Regions from separate parts of the Homo sapiens genome. Here region 1 is linked to region 2. Evidence: read pairs that join two places in POLR2A ChIA-PET (ENCODE). Cell type or tissue: Panc1. All regions are shown on one strand.

What was found. ChIA-PET counts read pairs that join two places held together with the same protein. Peaks named below come from ENCODE experiments on the same cell type or tissue, not always from the same donor. Only the 100,000 strongest peaks of a DNase experiment are listed, where the experiment ranks them.
Region 1: POLR2A ChIA-PET joins it to region 2 with 10 read pairs; 2 of 35 experiments call an interaction of 5 or more read pairs at or near these places.

Annotation. Positions count from the first base shown.
Region 1 is chr15:67,391,994-67,394,493 of GRCh38, forward strand. The region is part of intron 12 of IQCH (IQ motif containing H); the gene reads left to right. Among named protein-coding and RNA genes, the nearest start is that of C15orf61, 130 kb to the right of the region's middle. In Panc1, no CTCF peak of the experiment used is centred here; no DNase peak of the experiment used is centred here.
Region 2 is chr15:67,238,020-67,240,519 of GRCh38, forward strand. The region is part of intron 1 of AAGAB (alpha and gamma adaptin binding protein); the gene reads right to left. Among named protein-coding and RNA genes, the nearest start is that of AAGAB, 15 kb to the right of the region's middle. In Panc1, a CTCF peak has its summit at 2,405; no DNase peak of the experiment used is centred here; H3K27ac peaks cover 408 bases.

The sequences.
Region 1 (2,500 bases), 150 kb after region 2:
CAGATCTTTACTACTCACTCGATAAAATGGGGAACTTGTGGCAGCAGTGGCATGCCAACTGTGTTAACGGGGTTTGAATCCTGCCTCTGCTGTTTACTAGCTGTGTGACTTTGAGCAAATCACTTGAGGCTCAATTTCCCCATCTCCAAAATAGGGATAGTTAATTGATTCAGTGACATGTGGATCAAATGAGAGATCACATGTCAAAGGCTTTGATCTTGTGAACTTACCATGATTGCTGCCTTGGAATCCTCTTCTGGGTGCCCTGAAAGGCTCACCAAGGACATCGTAACTCAAGTCACCCATTCAGTTCGTTTTCTTTTACATGTCTTCATTGGAATAATTTATGGGAAAAAGAAAAGAGTGAAACAAGGAAGAAAGACAGTGACTAACCAGATGGGAAAGACAAACCTGCCAGGTGTTATCACTGGCCATTGTCAAATGGAACATTGAGTTTCCTAGAACTGCATCCTCAGAAGTATGTTTTTTAAATGGATTTAAGGCCAGGTGCAGTGGCTCACACCTGTAATCTCAGCATTTTGGGAGGCCAAGGCAGGTGGATCGCTTGAGCTCAGGAGTTTGCGACCAGCCTGGGCAACATGACAGAACTCGGTCTCTACAAAAAATACAAAAATTAGCTGGGCATGGTGGCATGCACCTATAGTCCCAGCTGCTTGAGGGGCTAAGATGGGAGGATCGCTTGAGCTTGGGAGGTCAAGGCTGCAGGGAGCTGTGTTTGCACCACTGCACTCCAGCCTGGGTGACAGAGTGAGACTCTGTCCCTGCTTCCACAAAAAAAAAAAAAAAAAAGGATTTCAAATTATGGTAGAAAAGGCATATCGCATAGATCTAAGGAACTTGGAATAGAACACCTAATCTGGAGGAAGGGCCCAATAGGGGAAATCATGTAAATCCTCTTCTCAGAGGAGCTCTGTTTTTTGCCTTTTAAAATTGTGGTAAAATATATATAACACAAAATTTACCATTTTAACCATTTTTAAGTGTACAGTTTAGTGGCATTAAGTACATTCACATTGTTGTACAACCATTACCACTATCAATTTCAGAACTTTTTATCATCCCAAGAAGAAACTCTGTACCCATTAAGCAATAAGTCCAAAAGAGCTCTTGTTTTAAAGGGAAAGTTATTTCAGAGCTGAAAGGACCCTAGAGACTTCTAATCCAACCCCTCATTTGAATATGAGAAATTGAGACTCAGAAAGGTTGAGTTTTCTAAATCACCTAGCAAATTACAAATTCAGGACTGAAATGCAGGTGTTCTCCCCAGTCTAGTTCTCTTTCTCCCATACTCAGGAGTTATACTCTCCGACAATTTGCAAACTGGTGCATCTGATATTCCTTGAAACAATCACTTAGCATTTCTCCATATTTTTATGCTGCAGTGAGTAGATAATTTTTCACTAGAATTGGGGTAGTAGATGCTAGTCTATAAAAATCCTTTCAACTCCCTTGAGACCCTGGCACTTTTACATTATATTATTTGCATAACATTTTAATGACTTTATTTTTATTTTTTATTTTTTTGAGACAGGGTCTTATTGTGTCACCCAGGCTGGAGTGCAGTGGCATGATCTCGGTTCACTGCAGCCTTGACCTCCCTGGCTCAAGCAATTCTCCTGCCTCAGGCTTTTAGTAGCTGGGACCACAGGTGTGTACCACCACATACCTGGCTAATTTTTTTGTAGATAGGGGGTTTTGCCACGTTGCCCAGGCTGGTCTGAAAGTCCTGGGCTCAAGTGATCTGCCTGCCATGGCCTCCCCTAAAGTACTGGGATTACAGGTATGAGCCACGGTGCCTAGCCTGACTTTATTTTTAAGAGGGTTTTCTCTGTAATAATAACTATTACCATTTGTTGAGTATCAATGCTGTGTATTATACTAGGTATTTTACATTTGTGATCTTATTTTAAAAGCCTTAGAGCAACCCCAGCAAATGGGTAATTTTTATTCTTATCTAACAGGTGAAGAAATAGGCTCAGGGGGTCTAAGTTACTTGCCTACATTAATGGAGCCTTATAAGTGATAGAGCTGAATTCAAAGCCAGACCTGTTTCACTCCAAAGCCCCATCACTTTCCTGTGTGCCATGCTGCCCTCTTCTCTAGAGGGAGGAAAACAATCTTGGATTATTTTATTCTATCCTTAGGTAATGTCTTTCCCATGCCCATCTTCACCTGATAAAATCCCACCCATCCTTCAGAATTCACCTCAACCCCAACCTCTTTCATAATAATAGTACTAGCTAACATTCATTAAGTCTTTATTGTATCCAAGGCACTATTATAAGTGCTTTACATACATTATCTCATTTAATCCTTACAGCATCCTTATGAGGTAGATACTGTTATTACACTCATTTTACAGATGAGGAAACAGGCACAAGGAGAATGTGTATTTGCCTTTTCAGCATTCCCCACCAGCAGGCCTCTTGAGTACTCGGCAGATCCTTATGGCCCTTCTCTGCCCCATCTCAGTTATGTG
Region 2 (2,500 bases):
TACATGCATGAATTCTTTTTATTAGTAAAGTTTCATCATGCAGTTAAGAGGAACGAATCTTCTGAAGAATAAAAGGTCGGCCCTTTTTTTAGCAAAAAAATTAAATTTAAAATAAATTTAAGGTTTTATTTTTGATATAAAGCATATCATGAAATTAACTTTTAAAATTTTTTCACCAAAACCAGAATTGTTACTCTTAAATTAACAGAAGGTCTATGTCAATATTTGACAATCTGAGTGCATCCCATCTCTTTAAGAAATCAGCAGTTCTTTCTACTTAATTTCTACCCGAAGTCATAATCTTTTACTTAGTGTCAGTCAATTCCATCGCAACCAGCTGCTATGTCCCTTATGGAGCATTAAGACAATTTCAGGGGAAATAAACAGGAGAAACAGGTAAGTTATTAAAATCAAAGATGTTGTTTTCATGTAAATGTCTCACAGAAAAACAAAAACTAGATCAAAGTCTACACTGTTACACTCCAAACTTCAAGAAGGTGGCATAGTAACACGTGGCTGTGTTTCTAAGAGCTGAATACTGGCACAGCTAACACACATACCACAATATGCTGATAAATACACATATAAAAGAAAGAAACTAAAACAAGGAGCAAAGCAAAAAAATGTATAAACTAACTTTTTAATGGTGAAAGGAGCCACCACATAAAATCAGTCTTAATTTTTTTTTTTTTTTGAGACGGAGTCTCGCTCTGTTGCGCAGGCTGGAGTGCAGTGGCGTGATCTCGGCTGACTGCAACCTCCACCTCCCGGGTTCACACCATTCTCCTGCCTCAGCCTCCCCAGTAGCTGGGACTACAGGCACCCGCCACCATGCCCAGCTAATGTTCTGTATTTTTAGTACAGACAGGGTTTCACCATGTTAGCCAGGATGGTCTCGATCTCCTGACCTCGTGATCCGCCCGCCTCGGCCTTCCAAAGTGCTGGGATTACAGGCATGAGCCACCATGCCCACCCATTCTTGGGTAATTTTTAAAAATAGCAAACTGAGTATTTTTTAAAGGAGAGAAGCACAAATAAGAAAATACAGTAATGAATTCACTTGTTGCTAAGGGGCAAAGTACAAAGGCAGGGGGACTAATATTCCTGTCATTGCTATAATCAGTTCTTGATATTTCCTAAATTGGTTGTATTGTTAAAAACTGATATCAAAAAATTGGGGTTATGCTTTCTTTGCTCCTCGACATGAGAAATATAAAATCACTTAAAATGGCATTACTAACTGCAATTTAAAATTACTAACTGCAATTTAAAATATTTAGATCCATTAATGATGGCTAATTTTATTAATGTTTAGAACACAAAAGAACAAAACAATGTTTGTTACTCAGAGTGCTTACAATTTCAATTTTATACTTTCATTTTCAAATGATTAAGACATTTACTTAACATGGAGAAAGAAGCTGTTTCTTTCTCTTTTCTCCAAACCTAGACAGGAATGGAACCAATAAGTTGGGAAAATGAATTTCACATTTCAGTGTTTCAGTAGCTAGTGGGCTTTGGTTTTTGTTTTATTCTCTGTGCTGCCTAAAACAAGTTGATAGCTCAATTTACTTATCAGATTTTTTTTTAACATTTTATGTCTAATCAAACACTTTCTTCAAGGCTGCATATGGACTTTATTATCACATCTGTGCCATATTAGAGCTAGGGAGAGAATAGTAAAGACTGTCTCATTCTAATTCTTATTACCAATATCATAATGTAGAGTTTAATTTAAAAAATGTAAATGTCTACACTAAATATAGCTTTCTTCCCTCATGTTTTCTATTTGATTTTCAAATGCTTAACAAGTTTATTCTTTTCCAAATTAAAATGAAATTATTCAAACTGTGCACATGGCTAAAGGTTTCTGGAGAGCAGCTAATATAATTCACTCATTTTACAGATGAGGAAACTGAGGCCCAGGAAAAAAGAAGCCACTTGCCTAATAGGAGCAGAGCCTAAAACTGGATTCAATTCGCCAACATTCTTTCCTACTACACCGTGATGTTACAATACTTAGCACCTGAGCTGGATCACACTTGAGTCTCTAATAATCACAAGCCAAAACTAGTCTATAGACCTAAAGGATCCTCTGCCCTTTTAGGAACACCAAAAATAATAGCCAGAATAGGGGCACAATTATATACGGATCTGCAGCACAATTAACCCATCAGAAAACTGTCTATGACATTCAGGTATTTATATGTCAAAGATGAGTCACAGTGATCTTGAGGTTTTTTTGTTGTTGTTTTTTTGTTTTTTGCCAGACTTCCTAGAAAAACCTGCAGTGGGCTCCCTTCTTTGTCCTTCACTAAATTATTATGTTGTAGACTCCGATATGCACAAAGAAAATCAAGAGCAGCTTTCCCCTCCTCCTGGTCGATGCCAGCCTGTCTCATTCACACTGTTGGCAGCCACCTGGTGGAGCTGTAATACATCATTTTTTAAGAGACAAACACTAGGTGTTTACTTGCCAGGTCTGTTACTACAAACTCCA